Regions from separate parts of the Homo sapiens genome. Here region 2 is linked to region 1. The links are chromatin loops, found by intact Hi-C in ENCODE. Cell type or tissue: OCI-LY7. All regions are shown on one strand. Links, peaks and the distances in the headings refer to the core of each region. The heading gives the core; the rest is flanking DNA. Region 1 has its middle 200 kb from the start of CT66. Region 2 overlaps AUTS2 (activator of transcription and developmental regulator AUTS2).

The links. Hi-C counts contacts between places; a loop is a spot of excess contacts. Peaks named below come from ENCODE experiments on the same cell type or tissue, not always from the same donor. Only the 100,000 strongest peaks of a DNase experiment are listed, where the experiment ranks them.
Region 2: it touches region 1 in a loop (4-fold over the local background); 2 of 110 quality-filtered maps call a loop at or near these places.

Annotation. Positions count from the first base shown.
Region 1 is chr7:69,394,348-69,410,475 of GRCh38, forward strand. It overlaps the pseudogene RNU6-229P. Among named protein-coding and RNA genes, the nearest start is that of CT66, 200 kb to the right of the region's middle. In OCI-LY7, for the core only: CTCF peaks have their summits at 8,996 (motif pointing right) and 9,199; a DNase peak (open chromatin) is centred at 9,034.
Region 2 is chr7:69,890,056-69,898,055 of GRCh38, forward strand. All of the region lies in intron 1 of AUTS2 (activator of transcription and developmental regulator AUTS2), which reads left to right. Among named protein-coding and RNA genes, the nearest start is that of AUTS2, 300 kb to the left of the region's middle. In OCI-LY7, for the core only: CTCF peaks have their summits at 2,918, 3,124 and 4,056; DNase peaks (open chromatin) are centred at 2,936 and 4,086; H3K4me3 peaks cover 579 bases; H3K27ac peaks cover 1,652 bases.

The DNA of each region.
Region 1 (16,128 bases), core at 4,498-12,497:
CAATCAGCACCCTGTGTTTAGCTCGGGGGTTTGTGAGTGCACCAATCGACACTCTATCTAGCTGCTCTGGTGGGACCTTGGAGAACCTTTGTGTGGATACTCTGTACCTAACTAATCTGATGGGGACGTGGAGAACCTTTGTATCTAGCTCAGGGATTGTAAAGGCACCAATCAGCGCCCTGTCAAAACAGACCACTCGGCTCTACCAATCAGCAGGATGTGGGTGGGGCCAGATAAGAGATTAAAAGCAGGCTGCCCCAGCCAGCAGTAGCAACCTGCTGGTGTCCTTTTCCACAGTGTGGGGACTTTGTTCTTTTGCTCTTTGCAATAAATCTTGCTACTGCTCAGTCTTTGGGTCCACACTGCTTTTATGAGCTGTAACACTCACTGCCAAGGTCTGCAGCTTCACTCCTGAAGCCAGCGACACCAGGAGCCCACCAGGAGGAACGAACAACTCCAGACGCGCTGCCTTAACAGCTGTAACATTCACCGCGAAGATCTGCAGCTTCACTCCTGAGCCAGCGAGACTACGAACCCACCAGAAGAAACTCCGAACACATCCGAACATCAGAAGAAACAAACTCCAGACGCGCCACCTTAAGAGCTGTAACACTCACCGCGAGAGTCCGCGGCTTTATTCTTGAAGTCAGTGAGACCAAGAACCCACCAATTCTGGACACACCAAGTTGACATTGCAAGTCAGAGACCCTCTGTACTTGGGTATTAAAACAGGGCCTTTTGTTTGGAGAACTCCAGAAATCCTCTGCTTTGGAAAACCAAGTGGAAGTGGGGGGGTGAATGTTTCAGACATGGAATTCACTTACATAAATCTCCAAGTAAGCCAAGCAATCTCTGGGCAGGGCCCATGCTATCCTGGGGAGAATACTGTCATGCATTTTTTTCTTAAAGGTCTCAAAAATCCTTCCAAGAGATAGTCTGACTCATTCAAGACTGAAAACCACAACTTGAGCAGGCGCCTGAGACCTCCTGGAGTGAGGAGAGAGATTGCTGGCCCTCAAAGCAAGTAAAGCTCTTCCTGAAAATTAGCCCAGGGCTTCTGCAGCTATAGGAAAACAAATGCTAAGCAGAAATCGTGAGCCTGTTGACAGCCACCCTGACCTGAACCCACTCCATGGCTTTGGAGGCCACATAAGCTGGAGAAACAGCCACGCACAGTGCCACGGAGAACTTCTGCAATGGAGAATGGTACAGTTTGCCCATTCTACAGCCCCTCTGCGCACGCTTTTAACATGGTTCATGCTGCAGAGAGGCAATGTGGAATCAGGATCGACAGCCTCAAATCTGCGGCCAAAGTGTCAGAATCCAAACCACAGCTCTGCCACTCACCCTCTGCATGGCTGTGAGTTACACTAACCTTTCTCTGCCTCAATTTCTTCATCTGGAAAGTGGTTATTATAGTTGTCCCCAATGCTTATGGTTTCTATTAGGATTAAGAATTGTTTTTTTCTTTTTTGAGACAGGGTCTCACTCTGTTGCCCCAGCTGGAATGCAGTGGCATGATCTTGGCTCACTGCAACCTCCACCTCCTGGGTGCAACAATTCTTGTGCCTCAGCCTTCTGAGTAGCTGGGAATACAGGCATGCACTGCCATGCCTGGCTAACTTTTTTGTATTTTTAGTAGAGTAGTAGAGACAGGATTTCATCATGTTGGCCAGGCTAGTCTCAAACTCCTGGCCTCAAGTGATCTGCCCGCTTCAGCCTTCCAAAGTGCTGGGATGACAGACGTGAGCCACCGTGCCCTGCCAGGATTAAGAATTTTGAAATTTTTACAGTGTTCAGGACAGTACCTGGCTGTCAGCATTATGTAGTGTTTGTTGAATTTTTATTTATTGTATTTATTCACAGGTGCATTTGTGTGTGTTTGTGTGTGTGTGTGCATGTGTGTATGTACGAACTCTGAGCATTTCCCAGGAAAATGCATTTCCTAGAAATTTCTAGGAACTCAGAAAATAAAGATGAATGAGATACAGCCTTTTCTTTTGAAGAACTCAAAGTCTATTTTAATACACAGACTAGTTTGTTTTGTTTTTAGAGATGGGGGTCTCATTCTGTCACCCAGGCTGGAGTGCAGTGGCACAATCATAGCTCACTGAAGCCTGGAATTCCTGGGCTCAAGAGATCCTCCCACCATAGCCTCCCAAGTAGTTGGGACTACAAATACGTGACATCGTGTCCAGCTAATTTTTATTGTTTATTTTTGTAGAGACAGGGACTCGCCATGTTGTTCAGGCTGGTCTTGAACTCCTGGTCTCAAGCCATAATCCCACCTCAGCCTCCCAACAGCGTTGGGATTACAGCCGTGAGCCACCTCGCCCTGCCAACTGGTTTTTAACAGCTCTAGTAGAGACATTGGTAAAGTGCTGGGAGAAAATCCAGGAGGGGGCAAGTAACTCCATCCAGGGGTAACAGGAATGGCTACACAGAGCTCCCATCTGCAATTGAGCAGAATTCAAGGTGTAAGAGGAGTTTCCTTATAATAGTGACTCCTCAACCTTCCCTTGAATTTAAATCTTCTAGGGGGCTTTTTTAAAACCCAGATTCCCAAGCCCCAGGCCAAAAGTTCTGATTCAGTAGGTCTGGGTAGGACCCGAGAATTTGCCTTTCTAACAGGTTCCCACGTGATGATGTTGCTGATGCTGGTCCAGGGATCCCATTGTGAGAACTGCTGCCTTACACAGGACCCAGAGAAAGCAGCAAGTGCCTAGGTTCAGGAAAACAAAAGAAACTGGCCTTCTCAGGGGAGCAAACGTAGTCTGGCAGGATTGGACCAGACAGCAGTGTAGAAAATGACAAAAGATGAAGTGGGAAGAGTGCAGAGGCTGAGGCAAATCCTGAACACTTGGGGGACCTTTGGAATTTGTGGCCTTAAATAACTTGATCCAACTTGTATTTCCAAAATGATTGCTGTGGTGTCAGTGGAGAATGGAATGAGACGGGGAGACTGGAGGAAAGGAGACTGGCTTGGAGGTTGCTGTTAGAGGCCAGAGGAGAAATAATGAGGTCAGAGCTGGTGCAGGTGCAGTAGAAATAAGAAGAAACAGGCCAGGCACAGTGGCTCATGCCTGTAATCCCAGCACTTTGGGAGGCAACAGTGGTAGGATTGCTTGAGGCCAGGATATCGAGACCAGCCTGGGCAACACAGCAAGACTATAATAAAAAATTAATTAATGGCCAGCACAGTGGCTCATGCCTGTAATCCCAGCACTTTGGGAGGCTGAGGTGGGTGGATCGCTTGAGGCCAGGAGTTCAAGACCAGCCTGATCAACATGGTGAAACCCCATCTCTACTAAAAATACAAAAATTAGCCAGGCGTGATGGTGCACACTTGTAATCCCCACAACTCAGGAGGCTGAGGCAGGAGAATCACTTAAACCCAGGAGGCAGAGATTGCAGTGAGCTAAGATCATGCCACTGCACTCCAGCCTGGACGACAGAGTGAGACTCCATCTCAAAAATATATATATAGGCCAGGCGCAGTGGCTTACGCCTGTAATCCCAGCACTTTGGGAGGCCGAGGCAGGCAGATCACGACGTCAGGAGATAGAGAACATCCTGGCTAACACGGTGAAACCCCATCTCACTAAAAATACAAAAAATTAGCCAGGCATGGTAGCGGGTGCCTGTAGTCCCAGCTACTCGGGAGGCTGAGGCAGGAGAATGGCGTGAACCCGGGAGGTGGAGCTTGCAGTGAGCCAAGATCACACCACTGCACTCCAGCCTGGGTGACAGAGCAAGAATCTGTCTCAAAAAAAAAAAAAAAAAATATATATATATATATATATAAGCTAGGCATGGTGGTATGTGCCTGTAGTCCCAGCTACTGGGGAGGCTGAGGTAGGAGGATTGCTTGAGCCCAGGAATTCTAGACTGTGGTGAGCTATGATTGCACCACTGCACAGCCTGGGCAACAGAGTAAGACCCTGTCTTTAAAGAAATAAAAGAAGAAATACATGGACATCTTAGGGCATAGAATTAGGTAGTTCTGTGGACGCCCATACAGAATGTAAGAAAGAAGGAAGGGTTAAGGCTTGATCCATCCTTAGCCAGCTCTGATGTCTGAATGGAGGCGTTTCTATCAACTGAGAAAAGAATGAAGGAAACAAAACAGATTGGGGAGAAGAGAAGATCAAAAATTCAATTTGCAGCAATTTTGAGGCATCACTGACATCCAGCAAGCCATTAGAAATACAGGGCCAGAGCCAAGGAAAGAAGCCAAGACTAGAGATAAAGACCTGGGCATCCCTGAGCACAGGGTCAGGTTAAAATCAAGGCTTTTAACCTTGATGGCCAAAGGAAACAGAGCTGACTGGAGGAAGAACCAGCACAAAAACCTGACTTACCCCTTTTAAATGGCTTAGCTTAGCAGTCTCAAAGAAGAAGAGAAAAGGGAGAATAAGGAAGGAGTCCAGAAGCTAGGACCCAGCAGGACTTAGCGAAGATGTTTACAGCATCCTGGTGCTAGCTCTGTCGTCTGTGAATTCTATGGTTTGGATGTGTCTCCTCCAAAATTCATGTGTTGGAAACTTCATCCCCAATGCAACAGTGTTGGGAGGTGGGGCCCTTTGGGAGGCATTTAGGTCATGAGGGATCTGCCCTTGTAAATGGATTAATGCCACTGTAAAAAGGGCTTGCCGGAGTGGGTCTACTCTCAATTTCCCTTCTGCTTTCTGCCATGTGTGAACACAACAAGAAAGCCCACACCAGATGCCAGCACATTGATCTTGGACTTCCCAGCCTCCAGAGCTGTGAGAAATAAATTTCTGCTCTTTGTAAATTACCCAATCTGTTGTAATCTGTTACCGCAGCACAAGCAGACTAAGACAGTGGAGCATCACAAGCCCTTCTGACCTAACCTGCATTTAAATGCAAAGTGCCTGCTAGTCATTATCTATTCTCAGGCCCATGGGCTGCCTGCTTTTCCTGGTTCTGCTCCTGTCACAGGGGCCTGGCCCGTGGAAATTACGTTTCTCAGGCTCCTTGATCAACTGGCTTCTGGTGAATTTCCACCAAAGAGTGGCACTGGCAGGAGACTGCAGGGAGAGGAGTAGTAAAAGTTATTCCTCCCCACCCCTTTTCTTCCCCAACCCTTTCCCCATCTATCCCTTCTGGAGTGTCTCATGAGAGCTGTGCTGGGTCTCAGCACATATCCCAGCTCCTGGAATCTGGTGACATTCCCTCTGTCTTCTGTCCCTCCAGCTGTGTGTGGGTGGGGAGTCACAGCTTGCTGCTGTTGCTCATCTCTGCAATGACTCACTAGCTCATTTGACTTTCAACTCTTCCAGCATCTGACAACTAGTTCCCTGTATTTTAATTTCTTCTATTGAATTAGCTGGTGTGGGCCCTATTGTTGTCCTCACTGGTGCCTGACTGATAAACATACAATGATAATCCATCAGCTTCTCCCCCCACCAGTGTGTCAGGCATCAGAATCTTATTCAGGCTGGGATTATCCAAACTGATATTAACAAAGCCTGTCATTTAAAAGTTAAGCAGAAAAGCAATTTTTAAAGAGGTGGTAAATAAAGATAAAACCTGAAATAAATACTTTGTACAACATAAAGCAGTAAAATGATAAATGAGTTCAAAAGCTGGTTTTTTTTGATAAGGTGACTAAAATAAACCTCTGACAAATTTAATTAAGGGAATATTTTTAATTAGAAATGAGAAAGGAGATAGGACAATTTATAGAAAATAGATTTTCCCCAAAATCCAAAGAGAATGTTATGCATTCTTCTAGACTAATAAACTGAAATCCTCAATGAAATAATTTCTAGAAAGATATAGATTACTAAAAATAATCTAAGTATAAATCCAAACAGAATAACAACTAAGAAAAAAATTGAGAAAATCATCCAATAACAATCCCAAAACTGCAGTTGGTCCCATTATTTCCACCAGGGCAATTTTTATATGTTTAAGAAACAGATAATTTTAATGTTGTATAAAGCATACAGAGTGGGCCTGGTGTGGTGGCTCATACCTATAATCCTAGCACTTTGGGAGGCCCAGGTAGGCGGATTGCTTGAGCTCAGGCATTTGAGACCAGCCTGGGCAACATGGCAAAACCCCATCTCTACTAAAAATACAAAAATTAACCGGACATAGGGTATGTGTGCCTGTAGTCTCAGATACTTGGGAGGCTGAGATAGGAGGATCACTTGAGCCTGAAAGGTTGAGGCTGCAGTGAGCTGTGTTTGCACCACTGCACTCCAGCCTGGGTAACAGAGTGAGACCCTGTCTAAAAAAAAAAAAAAATAATAATGTGTGCAAAAAGAGATGAGTTCCTTTATGTCTATTTGGCAAGCATGAACTTCTTCTCAGACCCTGATAAAGATAAAACACACAAAAAGAAAATTATAGGCACAGATAACATGAATATGGATAGGAAAAGCTTAAAGAGAATTCTCACCTCTAAAAAGAAACTTGTTTTACTGTACTGCTTCAAATCTTCAGAGGGATGATAAGTTTTTTTGTGGGGAGGAGGGTGTTGTAACAGCTTCACTCAGATATAATTCTTTTTTTCTTTCTTTTTTTAGACGGAATTTCGCTCTTGTTGCCCAGGCTGGAGTGCAACAGCACGATCTTGGCTCACTGCAACCTCCTCCTCCCAGGTTCAAGCGATTCTCTCGCCTCAGCCTCCCGAGTAGCTGGGATTACAGGCGCCCACCACCACGCCCAGCTCATTTTTGTATTTTTAGTAGAGACGGAGTTTCACGATGTTGGCCAGGCTGGTCTCAAACTGCTGACCTCAGGTGATCCACCAGCCTCGGCATCCTAAAGTGCTGGGATTACAAGCGTGAGCCACCAAGCCTGGTCTATATTCTTATACTACAAAAAATATGGACTTTATAAATCTATGTCATCCTGATGCAAGGGCCATGCAAATTTCCACTGTACTGTTGCAACTTCAGTATATGTGCTGCTAACGCAAGCACAAAGGGTGGTAACTTTACAAGTTAAGTTGAAAGAAATCACAGAGGATGGATGGTTTGTATGTTATCAAAGTAAACAACCACTTGACAAAACTTCCAAAGCTAAAATCAAAGGGAAGCTATCTGGAGCAAATGTTCACGGCAAATATAACAAAAAGTTCTGTGTTATGTGAACAGCTTACGCATGTTGGTCTGGGCACAGTGGCTCATGCTTGTAATCTCAGCATTTTGGGAGGCTGAGGCAGGTGGATCACTTGAGATCAGGAGTTGGAGACCAGCCTGGCCAACGTAGTGAAACCCCGTCTCTACTTAAAATACAAAAAAATTAGCCCGGTGTTGTGGAGGGCACCTGTAATCCCAGCTACTTGGGAGGCTGAGGCAGGATAATCGCTTGAACCCGGGAGGCAGAGATTGCAGTGAGCCAAGCCAAGATCACGCCATTGCACTCTAGCCCAGGCAACAAGAGTGAAACTCCATCTCAAAAAAAAAGAACTTAACGCATGTTGGAACAAAAAAAATAAGGACTTACACATGTCGATACCAAAAAAAAAAAAAAAAATTAAGTCTCCAATATGTAAACTGGCAAAGAACTTGAGAAGACAATTCATGAAAAAAGAGATACTATTAGCAAACAAGTGTGTGAAAAAATGTTCAATTTTGCTGTGATCAAAGAAATAGAACAGTGTGGGAGCATCTTACACTCACTACATTAAGATAGTTGGGTTGTTTTTTGAGACAGAGTCTCTCGCTCTGTCACCCAGGCTGGAGTGCAGTGGTGCAATCTCAGCTCACTTCAGCCTCCGCCTCCCAGGGTCCAGTGATTCTCATGTCTCAGCCTCCCAAGTAGCTGGGATTACCGATATGTGCCACCACGCCCGGCAAATTTTTGTATTTTTAGTAGAGACGGTGTCTTGCCATGCTGGCCAGGCTGGTCTCAAACTCCTCGCCTCAAGTGATCCACTCCCCTCAAGTGATCCTCCCGCCTCAACCTCTTGAAGTTCTGGGACTACAGGCAATGAGCCACCATGCCCAGGCCCCTACATTAGGAGAATTTTAAGAGTTACCTAGTATTACAACACTGTGGTAAAGCGAGTTGACTCATACGAGATTGGACATCAGGGATCATCTTAAAATTTCATAATATCCCTTTATCCTAAGGAATTTTTAAAGATTAAAAAAATAAAACTACATGAGATGTTTTTTGCAATGTCATTTCTAACAAGAAAAATAAATTTACATATATGTGTATATATGTATTTGTGTGTGTCGGTATACATATGTATATATGTACACGTATACATATATACATATATGTGTATATATGTGTGTGTGTGTGTGTATATATATATATATATATATATGCCTCATTTTCCTTATCTGTAAAATGGGGCTAATGACAATATCTAAAGAGTGATTATGAGGATTAAGTAAAGCTCTTCAGGCTGGACGCAGTGGCTCATGCATATAATCCCAGCATTTTGAGAGACCAAGGCAGGCAGATCACCTGAGACCAGCCTGGGCAACATGGTATAACCCTATCTCTACAAAAATATGAAGACAAGCTGGGTATGGTGGCACATGCCTGTTGTGCCATCTGGTGGGAGGGATGATTGAGCCCAGGAGATCGAGGCTGCAGTAAGCAGAGCTCACACCACCACTGCACTGCAGCCTGGGTGACACAGCAAGACCCTGTCTCAAAAAAAAAAAAAATGAATAATGATAATACAAAATTGTATCACTTCAAATGCATATACACAATGACTTACAACAATGTAAACATGATGAGAATGGACAAAGACATAGAAGGAGAAAGGAACAATGAAAATCGCCACTGCATGAACAAGGGAGGTGTATAAATCACTTTTCTTTTTGGAATTATTTTGGTTTTAGTACAAGTAGCGATCTGGTGAGAAACAAAATTAAAATATACTGAAAGCTACTCTAATGAATTGGCACCTTCTGGGGAGCCTAATATTACATCTGGGAACTCTGCATCTAAGATATTTGAAATAATAAACTCAGCATACATCCCCCCTGGGGACACCATGTGGTGTGTGGGACCAGCCAGCTGATGGCACTGCTTCACTTGCCCAGAGGACCAAAGAGGCATTTATTGGCCTCAGTAATATACCCCTGCTGGTTATTCGATCTTCCTTAAAGATGAAGTCTTTCCCTTGGCCAGGCATGGTGGTGCATGCCTGTAGTCCCAACTACTGGGGAGGCTGAGATGGAAGGATTGCTTAAGCCCAGGAGTTCTAGGTTGCACTGAACTATGATTGTGCCACTGCACTCAAGCAAGACTCTGTCTCAAAAAAAAAAAAAAAAAAAAAGAAGTATTTTTCTTAAACCCAATACTCAAAACACAAAACAAATCTCTGCATAGTTGGGAAATGGACTCAAGTTTCATCTGGATGAACAGTAACCTTCCAGAAATAGTATGGAGAATCCTTAAAGAACTAAATGTAGAACTACCATTTGATCCAGCAATCCCACTACTGGGCATCTACCCAGAGGAAAAAAAGTCATTATACAAAAAAGATACTTGCACATGCATGTTTATAGCAGCACAATTTGCAATTGCAAAAACGTGGAACCAACCCAAATGCCCATCAATCAATGAGTGGATAAAGACACTGTAGTACATATATACGATGGAATACTACTCAGCCATAAAAAGGCATGAATTAATGGCATTTGCAGCAATTTGGATGGAATTGGAGACTATTATACTAAGTGAAGTAACTCAGGAATGGAAAACCAAACATCGTATGTTCTCACTCATAAGCGGGAGCTAAGCTATGAGGATGCAAAGGCATAAGAATGACACAATGGACTTTGGGAACTCAGGGGGAAAGGATGGGAAAGGGGTGAGGGACAAAAGACTACAAATTGGGTTCAGTGTATACTGCTCAGGTGATGTGTGCACCAAAATCTCCCAAATCACTACTAAAGGACTTATGTAACCAAATACCAGCTGTTCCCCAATAACCTATGGAAATAGAAAATTTAAAAAAATAAATATTAAAAAAAAAAGAAAAAAAAAAGCCGGTAACCTTCCACGTAGCTTCTTTGACCTGCAGGACCGAGGACTAGGTGGTTATGCCTCCCTTTTGTGATTTGGTCAATAGGCAGGAAGAGTTGGACAGCAGACAGCATTATCCTCAGATTCATTTAAATCTACAAATGGAGAAAAATGCAAATCACCAGAGGGACAGGCTTCAGGATAATGAGAGACGGACCTAGAGGCAGCCTTAGGCTTTTTCTTCCCAAAAGTCAGCAAGGCTTGAAAATCTCTACCCAGTCCAAAGCCATGCGTGGAAAGTGACTTCACTCACGGCTCCTGCATTGTCACGGGCTTGTGAAGGACAAATCGGCATATGAGTTGATGAGAGACAGAAACATAGCTGATCCAAGTTGAGCTCGAGTCCTGAACAACTGCCTACATGACTCAGAATGTGTGCAGTTAGTAAGTATATGGCTCCAATAAAGGAAGTGACAAGTTCAGCGGAGGATATAAATCCAGAAGAGGAATACCAGAAGATAACATAGAACCTAGCATGACCAGAGGCTGAATCACAGTGAGCCTAGACTCATATGTCCAAACACCTATTCCACTTGGGATGTCAACAGGCATCTCAAACCTAATAGGTCAAACATGGGGCTCCACGTCTTTGCCCTCACCTGTTCTGCCACTGCCTTGCAGTCTCATGTAAGGGTAAAACCACCCTTCCGGCCCTTCTGCTGGAGTCTCTTTGCTTTCTCTCCTTGTTTTACATCTCACATCCAATCCATCAGAAAATCCCATTGGTCCTAGATTCAGCATAGCCCCAAATCCCTCGTCTTCTCATCACCTCCACTACAACCACCCTGGTCCAAGCCATCATCATCCCTTGCCTGATTTCTTTCTTTTTTTTTTTTTTTAAGACACGGTCTCACTCTGTCGTCCAGGCTGGAGTGCAGTGGTGCGATCTCGGCTCACTGCAACCTCCGCCCCCTGGGTTCAAGTGATTCTCCTGCCTCAGCCTCCTGAGTAGCTGGGATTACAGGCATGCACCACCACACCAGGCTAATTTTTGTATTTTTAGTAGAGATGGGGTTTCACCATGTTGGCCAGGTTGGTCTCCAACTCCTGACCTCAGGTGATCCGCCCGCCTCGGCCTCCCAAAGTGCTGGGATTGCCGGCGTGAGCCACCGCGCCCAGGCTTGCCTGATTTCTTGTTATCGCCTCTTAACTGGTCTCCCCACAGCCACCTCCAACTCTCTTCTCAATAGTGGCCAGAGAGATCCTCTTAAAACCTTAAGTGGGACCACACCATAAAAGAACAAACCTATAAAAAGAACTGACAGGCCAGACGTGGTGGCTCACACCTGTAATCCCAGCACTTTGGGAGGCTGAGGTGGGTGGATTACTTGAGGTCAGGTGTTCAAGACCAGCCTTGTCAACATGGTGAAACCCTGTCTCTACTAAAAATAAAACTTAACCTGGGCATGGTGGCATGTGCCTGTAGTCCCAGCTACTTGGGAGGCTGGGGCATGAGAATCACTTGAACCTGGGAGGCAGAGGTTGCAATGAGCCGAGATGGTGCCACTGCACTCCAGCCTGGGTGACAAAGTGAGACGCGGTCTCAAAAAAAAAAAAAAAAGCTGACAAATTAGACTTTGTCAAAATTAAAATCTGCTCTTCAAATGATGCTGTTAAAAACTATAAAAAGACAAGTCACAGACTAGAGGAGAATATTTGCAAAACCGGTATCTGACAAAGGACTTGGATCCAGAGTAAACTGTAAAACACTCAAAATTCAATAATTAGAAGATAAGCAATCCAAATTTTAAAAACTGGCAAACACTTTAAACAGACACTTTACTGAAGAAGAGATATGCACATGAAAAGATGCTCAACGTGAATAATCCCAGCACTTTGAAAGCCCAAGACAAGAAGATCACTTGAGGCCAGGAGTTCAAGCCCAGCCTGGGCAACATAGTAAGACCTCATCTGTACAGAAAATAAAATAATAAGCTGGCATGATAGTGTGTGCCTGTAGTCTCAGCTACTCAGGAGGCTGAGGCGGGAGGATCCCCTGGGCCAGGAGTTTGAGGTTACTGTGAGCTATGCTCATACCACTGCACTCCAGCCTGGGTGACAGAGTGAGACCCTGTTTCTAAAACACACACACACGCACACACACACAATAAGGTACCACCACCCAGCTATTAGAAATACTAAAATTAAAATAACTGATCATACCATATGTTGGCAAGAGTGTGAAGGAATTAGATCTCTCATACTGGTAGTGGGGATATGAAATAGTGCAATCACATTGGGAAAAAGTTTGACAATATCTTAAGAAGTTAAACCTATGCCCACCATAAGATCCAGCCATTCCCCTCCTACATATCTGTTGCAGAGAAGAGAAAGCATATGTCTTTACAAAGACTTGTACCTGAATGTTCATAGCAACTTCATTTTTTTTTTTTTTTTTTGAGATGGAGTTTCACTCTGACGCCCAGGCTGGAGTGCAGTGGCGCTATCTGGGCTCACTGCAAGCTCCGCCTCCCAGGTTCATGCCATTCTCCTGCCTCAGCCTCCCGAGTAGCTGGGACTACAGGTGCCCGCCACCAGGCCCAGCTAATTTTTTGTATTTTTAGTAGAGACAGGGTTACACCGTGTTAGGCAGGATGGTCTCGATCTCCTGACCTCGTGATCCGCCCGCCTCAGCCTCCCAAAGTGCTGGGATTACAGGCTTGAGCCACCGCGCCTGGCCTTTGGCAACTTCGTTTTTACTAACCCAAAACTACAAACAACCCAGATATCCAGATAATTAGATAAACAAATTTTGATGGGTGTATGGTGATAAAATGGAAAGGAGTGAATTATTGATACAAAATGAATGAATCTCAAAATAATTATGCTGTGGAAAAAGAAATCAGACCAAAAAAAAAAAAAAAGAGTACATGCTGTATGATTCCATTTATATAAAATTCTAGAAAAAAAATAACCTGTAATGACTAAAAAACAGATCAGTGGCTACCTGGGGACAAGTGATGAAGGAGAGGAGAAGATGAGGAAGGAGAAATTGCAAAGAGGCATGAGGACACATTTTCTGGGAATGCTGGACGAGCTTACTATCTTGATTGTGGCAATGGTTTCACAGGTGTGTATACGTGTAAAAACTTATCAAGTTACCATAGGCAATGAAAGTAAAAATAGATAAATTGGACTACATCAAAATTAAAAACATCTGTGCAACAAAGGACCCAATCAACAGAGTAAAAAGGTAACCTACTGAATTGGAGCGAATATTTGCAAATAATATACCTAATGAGGGACTGATGTCCAGAATATAAAAATGAACACCTGCATCTCAACAACAAATAATAATAATAAACGATCCCATGAAAAAAACGGACAAAAGGCCGGCCACAGTGGCTCATGCCCGTAAGCGCAGCACTTTGGGAGACCAAAAGCAGGTAGATCATTTGAACCCGGGAGTTCAAGACCAGCCTGGGCAACATGACAAAACACCATCTCTACCAAAAATACAAAAAATTAGCCAGGCATAGTGGCATGCACCTGTAATCCCAGCTACTCAGGAGGCTAAGGTGGGAAGGTCACCTGAACCCGGGAGGCGGAGGTTGCAATGAGCAGAGATAGTGCCACTGCACTCCAGCACTCCAGCCTGGGTGACAGAGTGAGATCCTGGCAAAAAAAAAAAAAAAAAAAAAAAGAAAGAAAGAAAAAATGGGCAAAGCACTTGAATAGATATTTTTAAAAAGAAGATACACAAATGGCCAATAAGCATATGAAGAGATGCTCAACTTCAGACATCATTAGGGAAATACAAATCGAAACCACAAAGAGATACCACCTCACACACTTAGGATGGTTACTATGAAAGAAAGAAAAGAGGCCGGGTGCAGTGGCTCACACCTGTAATCCCAGCACTTTGGGAAGCCAAGGTGGGCAGATCACGAGGTCAAGAGATCGAGACCATCCTGGTCAACATGGTGAAACCCTGTCTCTACTAAAAATACAAAAATTAGCTGGGCATGGTGGCAGGCACCTGTAGTCCCAGCTACTTGGGAGGCTGAGGTGGGATAATTGCTTGAACCTGGGAGACACAGGTTGCAGTGAGCCAAGACTGCACCACTGCACTCCAGCCTGGTGACAGAGCAAGACTGTGTCAAAAAGCAAAAAACAAAACAAAACAAAACAAAAAGCCGAAAGAAAGAAAAGACAAGAAAGAAAATAACAAGTGTTGGCAAAGATGTGAAGAAACTGGGACCCTTGCACCTCTTGGTGGGAATATAAAATGGTGCAGCTGCTATAGAAAACAGTATGGCCACTCCTCAAAAACTTTAAAATAGCGTCACCATATGATCCAGCAATTCTATTTCTGGGTATATACCCAAAAGAATTGACAGCAGGATCTCCAAGAGATATTTATACACCCATATTCATAGTAGCGCTATTCATAATTGCCAAAAAGCTGAAGCAACCTAAGGTCTATTGACAGATAAATGGATTTTTAAATGTGGCATATATATTATAATGGAAGGAAAATCCTGTCACGTGATACAACATAGATGAACTTTGAGGACATTATGTTTTGTGATATAAGCCAGTCATCAAAAGACAAGTATTGGGCCCAGCATGGTGGCTCACGCCTGTAATCCCAGCACTTTGGGAGGCTGAGGCGGGTGGATCACTTGAGGTGAGGAGTTGGAGACCAGCCTGGGCAACATGGTGAAACCCCATCTTTACTAAAAATACAAAAACTAGCTGGTCATAGTGGCGCGTGCCTGTAATCCCAGCTACTCAGGAGGCTGAGGAAGGAGAATTGCTTGAGCCTGGGAGGCAGAGGTTGCAGTGAGCTGAGACCACACCACTGCACTCCAGCCTGGGCAACAGAGCAAGACTTTGTCTAAAAAAAAAAAAAAAAAATCATAGAGACAGAAAGTTACATGGTGTTTGCCAGGGGCTCGGGGAGGGGACAATGGGGAATTGTTTAATGAGTGTAGAGTTTCTATTTTGCAAAATGAAGTTCTGCAGATTGGTTACTCAAGAATGTGAATGGTCTTAATGCTAATGAACTACACACTACACTATGGCAAAGATGGTAAATTTTATGTTATGTGTATTTTACCACAATTAAATTTTTTGTGTTGTTTTTGTTTTGAGACAGAGTCTCACTCTATCGCCCAGGCTGGAGTGCAGTGGTGAGATCTCGGCTCCCTGCAGCCTCCACCTCCAGGGTTCAAGTAATTCTCCTGCCTCAGCCTCCCAAGTAGCTGGGATTACAGCCATGTGCCACCAGGCCCAGCTAATTTTTATATATTTTTTTAGTAGAGATGGGGTTTCACCATGTTGCCCAGACTGGTCTTAAACTCCTGGCCTCAAGTGATCCGCCCACCTTGGCCTCCCAAAGTGCTGAGATTACAGGCATGAGCCATCACAACCAGCCTACACTTTTTTTAAATTACCACATTGCACACTTGAAATGTGTATAGCCTACAGTGGGGCAGAGCAGGGAAGGGGAGGTGAGGGAAACGTACTGGAAGTGATAGATACATTGAACAGCATTGTGATGATGGTTTCATGGCTTCAGAGGTGTAAACTTTTCTCCAAACACATCAAGTTATATCCATTAAATCTACAGCTTAAAAAAGATCTACAACTTAAAAAAGCAATAAATAAGTGTCATTTACCCTATGTCACTTTTATCTCAATAAAGCTGTTTTTAATTTTTTTTTTTTTTTTTTTTGAGAACAGAGTCTCACTCTGTTGCCAGGCTGGAGTGCAATAGCATGATCTCGGCTCACTGCAACCTCTGCCTCCCGGGTTCAAGCGATTCTCCTGCCTCAGCCTCCCGAGTAGCTGGGACTATAGGTGCCCGCCACCACGCCTGGCTAATTTTTGTATTTTTAGTAGAGACAGGGTTTCACCATGTTGGCCAGGATGGTCTCGACCTCTTGACCTCATGATCCACCCGCCTCGGCCTCCCAACATGGTGTGTTTTTAATTTTTTTAATTCAGTTTTTACAAATTCAATGGGATCCTATCCCTCTGCTGCTCTAAACCTTCCATGGGCTTCCCATTTCACTCAGAGTAAAAGCCACAGTCCTTGGAATGACCCACAAGGTTGTAGATGATCTGGTCCTGAAGTCACAGTTTCCT
Region 2 (8,000 bases), core at 1-8,000, 490 kb after region 1:
TATTTCTCAGATTATCTGGAGGGACTGTAATCCAATTTTAGGAATCCTTCAGGGCTGAGAGCCTAAACTGTTTTAAGCAATAGCATCTGGTTGCCAGGGACTCAACTACTTTGAGCGTGTTAAGGTCTAACGGCAGCCAACTCTCAATTATCTGTGGGAATGGGAGACTCCTGGGATGTTTTCAATTCACAGAGTGTGCAAAAATCTCACTTAAACGGATAGTCGTGACCTCATCCCACAGCTGAGTTTAGGAGAGCTTCTCAGTGTGTGGTTTTGTTTTCTTTTTGTTTTGTTCTCTTCTCACCTTTGACAGTGGCACTGCAGCATTGACAGGTGCCTTTTATATGTTGAATTTATCTGTACCTGATCTATTTTTTTAAACCTTGTCCCTCTCATCTTTATTTAGATTCCATATGTGTATCATTATATACATTAAGTATGTTTTAATAAACTGCCTCAATTCTTTTACATTTTAGGAGCAGTAAAATTTATTTATATTTTCTTTCTTTGCTTATTGGCTAACGTGCTCATGGGAGGGGATGTAGCCAAACAGTAATCAGGCTACCAGATAGAAAGATAAGAAAACTTTACAAAAGGTTAGCCTCTGAATAATAATTGAGAACTGGCTGTTAAAAATGAAAAAAAAAAAAAAATACGAACTCTACCTTGTCACTGAAAATGAGGTGAAGGCCAGGCAGTGCTCCTCAGTCAAGACATTCGTGTTCACAACTGAGTTGTCTCCAGTGGAAATTTCATGGCTACTTTATGGCCTAAAGCCAGTGCTCCCAGACGTGGTCATCCCTTGGTTTTAGGATTCTAAAAGATGAGTTTCTTTTAATGAAAACTGAATGTAATCTAGTTGTTAGGGATAATTATATGCCAGTTGTGCATGACGGCAAGGGCCCCTGGTTTTTAAAAACCAGCTTTATGGAGGTATAATTTACATTCCAGTAAACTGCACAAACTAACAATATACAATTTGATGAGTTTTGACATGTGTATATACCCATGAAACCACTGCCACAATCAAGACAGCGAACATGTTCACCCCAAAAGTTTCCTTATGTCCCTTTATAATCCCTTCTTCCTATCTCTCCCAGGAAGCCACTAGCCTGCTTGCTGTTGCTATCAATTAGTTCATATTTCCTAGGATTTTATATAAATGGGATCATACATAATATAATCTTTTCCGTCTGATTTCTTTCACTTGGCATACTTATTTTGAGACGTATTCATGCCACCTGTATCAGGAGGTTATTTCTTTTTATTGCTGAGTAGTATTCCATTGATTGGTTACAACCACAGTTTGTTTATCCATTCATCTATTGATGTACATTTGGGTTGTTTGCAGTTTTAGAAGCATTGCACATCTGCTAGGAGCATTCATGTGTAGCTCTTCATGTAGACATGTACTTTAATTTCTCTTAGGGAAATACCTAGGAGTAGAACGGTTGGATCATATGGTCGGTGTACTTAGAACTTTTAAAGAAACTACTAAACTTTCTTCCAAAGTGGTTGTGCTGTTTCATATTCTCACCAGTAGTGTATGTATGAGCATCCTCTGCATCCTTGCCCACTCTCGGTAGGGTCATTCTTTCTTATTTCAGCCATTTTATATGTATGTAGTGGTATCTCATTGTGGTTTTAAGTTGTATTTCCCTAATGACTACTGATGTTAACTATTGTTTTATGTATTCATTCACTTTCCAGACAGATATCTTTTTTTTTTTTTTTTTTTTTTTTTTTTTTTTTTTTTGAGATGGAGTATCTCTCTGTCATCCAGGCTGGAGTGCAGTGACACAATCTCGGCTCACTGCAACCTTTGCCCTCTGGGTTCAAGCGATTCTCCTGCCTCAGCCTCCGAGTAGCTGGGATTACAGGTGCATGCCACCATGCCCAGCTAATTTTTTTGTATTTTTAGTAGAGACAGGGTTTCACCCGTTAGTCAGGATGGTCTCGATCTCCTGCCTTGTGATCCATCTGCCCTGGCCTCCCAAAGTGCTGGGATTACAGGCATGAGCTGCCACACCTGGCCCCAGATATCTTCTTTAGCAAAGTATCTGAATCTTTTGCTTATTTAAAAAATTGGGTTGTTTCCTTTTTTAGTTTTGAGAATTTTTTTTTTTTTTTTTTTTAAGATGGAATCTTGCTCTGTCGCCCAGGCTGGAGTGCAGTGGTGCAATCTCGGCTCACTGCAACCTCCACCTCCTGGGTTAAAGCGATTCTCCTGCTCAGCCTCCTGAGTAGCTGGGACTATAGGCGCGTACCACCACACCTAGCTAATTTTTGTATTGACCAGGCTGGTCTCGAACTCCCGACCTCAGGCAATTTGCCTGCCTTGGCCTCCTAAAGTGCTGGGATTACAGGTGTGAGCCATCACACCTGGCCCAAGAATTTATTAAATTAATATATTCTGTATACAAAACTTATCAGATACACATTTTAAAAAATATTTTTCCATTCTGTGGCTTATCTATTTATGTATCTTTTACTCTCCTGGTAACTCACAGAACAGTCACTTTATTTTCTTGACAGTATCTTTTGAAGAGCAAAATTTTAATTCTTGAAGTGTAATTTATCAATTTATTCTTTTATGGATTATGCCTTTGGTGTCATAGTAAGAAATCTTAGCTTAACCCAAGATTACAAGAGTTTTCTCTTAGAAATTTTATGGTTTTAGGTTTTACATTCAGGTTTATAATATAGTTTGTGTTAGTTTTTTCTATTTAGATTGAAGTGTGGATTAAAATTTTGCATATGATTACCTATTCTATCACCATTTGTTTAAAAAACTTATTTCTCTGTAGAATAGCTTTTGCCTGAAAATCAGTTGTTGATATATGTGTGGGTCTCTTTCTGGACTATTCTGTTCCTTTGATCTGTTTTTCTATCTTTATGCCAATATAGTGATGCAATTTTAATGTGGTGTGAAAGATGGCACTACAGAGCACCTGACTTGCTCCTCCTCTAACCTACTTTACTATAATAGTTCACTGATTAGCCTGTTTCCCTGGATAAGCAGCCTGAGTTTAGGAATTCTTTCTTAGATATTTCCAACAGATGGCAATGTGTATGCACATAGTAGGTGTTTTGATATTTGTTTTTAAAAGATGTGAATCTTAGGGATTAATGTTTGAATGCCATCCTGGATGCCTTGTACATTCCTACAGATAGTAGTCTTCTCTACTTTCTAAAAAGTTTAGGCTCTGAAAATCTGTTCATAAAGTCCATTTGCTCAAAAGTCCAAAGTTGGGGACTGTTGTGAACATATCTATCTAGTTACTAGTTTTCTAATTTTTCATTTCTTATCACTGGAGACTCATTATTGGTAGAATCAGTGTTTGTAAAACCATTCAAAAACAAGTACAAATGGTATACAATAAACCAGCAAGGGACTTGACAGACCAAAATGACAGGACACAGCCATTATGTCATTGTGTCATTGGGGACAGGCAAAGCACTTTTTTCTTTTTCTCCTGGCTTGTTATTTTCTTTAAGGTCTCTAAGATCAGATAACTAACAGAAGAGGCTCAGTTTAAATTGCAAGCCCCTCACATACATATACATGCATTTGGGTGCATGCAGACACATATACCACAAATACTTTGTAAGTGATGGACTGCCCTCAGGTTAGTTTGCTTGGAAAAATCAGGCGGAGACTTTCTATAACCCACTTCATGCAAGGCAGACAAATTGTGCCCTCATTTTCTATTGTCTCTGGCTTCATCTGTAATCAGCAAATGGAGCCCTGCAGCTTACATAGTGTTTCATCTGCTATTTGTTACTCTCCCTTAGTTTGCACAACACTGAACCATCTCATTTTGAAATTCAAGAGTGGCGAGGAGGCCTTTGGTGGAAGATTGTAATTTGGGAGAAGGGAAAGTCAAGAGCAAGATCGCCTATTTTGAAGAAGGCGGGGTGTTGAAGGAAATTGCCTTTGTCAGTCTCTGAGCCTCTCCATATATGTGCTACTGTGACCCTGCCCTCCATCACCAGTGACCTAAAAATCACATAATTTCAACTATTCTCCAAACCTATTCACATCTGTTGTGCATGGCTTGTACACTTACCCCCTCTATTGACAGCCAATATGTCTAAATCTTTTTGCCTCTCAGCCAGCCTCTTGTTGGTGGCTCCCTGGCTTTCTTGCCTTCTTTCCTGCTTCTTCTATGACTGTCAAATGAATGCCTTAAAGCGTTTTTTTTTTTTTTTTTTTTTTTTTTAACAGATTTCTTTCTTATCCTTCTGCCCTCCTGCCTTTCTCTCCTAGTGCTTGTGTAAGGGAGGCAGTTTTTTTTATCTTTACCCTGTTAGGGTCTCTAGCTGAGGCTGAGTATTAAATTGATGTAAAATAGATTAACAGAAGAAAAGCATATGGATTTTGACACATATATAGGAGCCCCCACAGGAAAGTGAAGACCCAAAAAGTGGCAAATCTTGAATCCTTATTTAGTAGGTTGAACAGAGTGGCCGTTGTGGAAAAGTAACTAAAATAAATGATGTGGCTAAAGGAAGATAAGAGTTAGTAAGATCTGTTGGTACAAATTTTTCTGGACTCCCCATGTCTAGAAACGAGAAAATTTCTTCTTTCCTACTATAGGGAGATCATCTTTCACATGAGAGTTTTTTCCCATCTCAGGTGTTTCTGGTGATAATGTTTCTTTTCTCCTATCTCTTTTGTTTCTATTTTTCAAGTGCCTTTAGCTTTAAAATAATCCTTAGGCCTAAATAGCATGTTTTGGGGTGGCGTGTTCTGCCACTCTTCATTTGCTCATGCTTTCCTTGCAGAATATGGACTACAATCATCTTATTTTCAAAAAATTCTTCAGGTAATTCTGATGGACAGTTTCTCTTGTGAACCACTATCCTAGATCATGGTAGACGAATGAATCAACAGGCCTTTGAAAATTGCCATTCATTGATCCCAAAAAGTTTTTTTATATACCAGATAATTTCCCTCCCCATATTATAGCAATACTAGAGACTGCCCAGGTTTCCTTAAGGAAGTTCTTAAATTAGTGCTACTGGTTGGTTGGTGGTGGAGGAAAGCATTGGTGGGTGTATATTTACAAACAATTACACAGGCATGTAGTCATGTACACAACTCTTGTGACTGTTGATAAGATGATTAGTTTATGATCAGTCTTTGTCTTTGATTCTTAATGCTTATAATGGATAGTTTTTGTCATTTTTCTCCAAGACAGTCTGAAAAAATTAAATAGTTATTTTACTTTATAAATGGTAAGCAGTCAGTACCTGTTTATAGAGGGAATGAACAAAGAGTGGTCTGGTTTATTCAGGATTTGTACCAAAAAATCTATATAGTAATTTATAAATAAAGGTAGATCTTTGAAAAAAATAAAGATAATCTCTAGTCTCTGAAAATATAAACCTGTTACATAATAAAAAGTTGTTATAGACTCTTCATTTCTTCTTACCTCTTAAGCCACCACCTCTAGACACACTTTGATCCTCTCTCTCTCTTCTTCCCCCCCCCCGAGTGGAAAATCTCAATATTAATTGGAGCTAAGATGATTGTACTACTGCTGCTAAGACTTCAGCAGGTCTCTTACAAGCTAATGTCACGGCATGGGGTCCATTTGCTCTGTGTAGCTATTCTGCAGTGCAGTGAGAATTCCTTGATTAATATGCTACATGAAAATAAAATGGATTTGGAAAAAATTATAGCATACTCTCATAAATATTAATTCACATTTGTATGGAATTACACATAATTTTCAATATACTTTGGAAGCACCTTCAGTATGAAAGATTTGGTCTCCAAAGAGAATGGCATAATTTTTTTAAAAGCACAGTGGATACATTATTAAGCATCATTTGTTTATTAATCTGATCCTCTACATGCATATGATGCAGGGCAGTAGGTGGGTTGTGTGACAAAGAAAGGAGCTTTATACCCTGTGGGGAGTTTTTATATTACACTTAGAAGTGGTACAATTTAATCACATTATATAGAAGCAGCCCATGATGGAACTCACCTGGCTCCCTCTGCTAGTGTTGCCATTATTCCTGAGTGTCTCTTTATGGCAGCTATTTTGGTTAAATGTGAGACTAAACACAGAACATTTTTGAGCTGAGCAGATGCCTGGCATAGCTGACTGAGGTTGTGGACACTGGACAAAGGAATTCAATTCAGCAGCCATTCATTGAACATTTACTATGTGTTAGGCATAGCATGCAAGGCTGTGAAATCAATGGCCATGTGCGCTTGCTTTGATCTCGACTTGTCCCCTGAAACACTTTTCACCACATCCTCATTGCCTCAGGAGAGCTACCTCTCCGATGGCAGAGGGTTAATCGTCTGCAGTGGTAGCAGCTGGAAGTTAGGCCAGAAGCTGCTTATTTGCCTTGTGGACTGTTATCTTTGATATCTTCTTACTCTTAAGGATAAGGCCTTTCCCCTTTTCTGGGGTTTCTTGCTGTTTGCTGTGATCCTTCGTGTATACCAGCAGTGCACACTAGATTCCTTGGTTTCCTGCTTCTATCACCCTTTCTGGCTTGCTACACTGTATGTTAGAGACAGCTTAGACTATTTTAAAGTCAGTATTGTGCTTTATAGGTTTGGATGTTTTAACTAGTTGACTCCTTTATTTATGTATTTATTGACTAATACATTGGCCACCTACTATTTGCCTGGTTTATGTGAAGTACTTATGTGAAGCACTGGGATTACTGAGATGAACTACTTAGTCCCTCCCCTCTTTCACATTCTTTCAAGAGATTATGCACCCAGCTGCCTCAAGGCCTTTGCACAAGCTGTTCTCTCTGTTCAGCCTTTCAGATCTAGGTCAAATAGCAGTCATTTTCTCAGCTCTAACCCTCTCCTCTGGACTATATCATTTCCCTTAGTTTTAGCACCCATAACCTATCCTTTAGCGTTGTTAACTCAGTTTGCAATGATATATTTGTGTGATTTGATTAGTATTTGTCCTGTAAATTCTAGGCTCTATGAGGGTGGTGACTTTTCCCCACACCATTATCATCCTAAACATAGGTCAGTGCTACATTGGTACTTGGCATGTACTGGGCACACAAAACATAATTGTTGAATGAGTGAAGACCTGAGAATAGAGTACTTTGTATTACAAGAAAGGTCTCCCTGAGTGGGCAACACTGCTAAGAGTCACTGAACTAGAAAAGGGAGGAGTGTGTAAGAGAGGCCTTTTGAGGCCAAGGCAAATCAGTGTAAAGGCCTGCGTTAGTTTGTCCAGGCTGCATTAGCAAAATGTCATAAACTGAGTAGCTTATAAACAAGAAACATTTATTTCTCACAGTTCTGGAGGCTGGGAAGTCCAAGGTGGAGGCACCAGCAGATTCTGTGTCTGGTGAGAGCTTGTTTCTCATGGATGGTACCTGTTCTCACATGGTAGAGGGGCAAATAGACTCCCTTAGGCCCTTTATAAGGGCACTAATCCCCTTCATGAGGGTTCCACCCTCATGATCCAGTCAACTCCCAAAGTCCCCCATCTCCTGGCCAACATGGTGAAACCCCGTCTCTACTAAAAATACAAAAAAAAAAAAAAACAAAAAAAATGGCTGGGTATGGTGGCAGGCATCTGTAACCCCAGCTACTCGGGAGGCTGAGGCAGGGAATCGCTTGAACTGGGGAGGCGGAGGTTACAGTGAGCCAAGGTCGTGCTGTTGCACTCCAACCTGGGCAACAAGAGCGAACTCTGTCTCAGAAAAAAAATATATTCTGGGGAGACACAAACATTCAGATCATAACAAGGCTCAAGGTCTCAGACTAATAGGAATGGCTGATTTGGGGAGAGATGTCAGGGAGTACCATGCATGTAAAGTTGGGAGTGCTGGGATATTGCAGCAGAACAGTGAGAAAATTGGATGTGAAAGGGAGGAAAGAGAGCGGTATTTTAAGGAGAAATGAGTAAAAGGAAATTTCTATTTTGGTTTTGTTTTATTTTTAAATGTACATTTAGATAGTAAAAAATTTAATTGTTCATTTAAAAATAACTAAAATA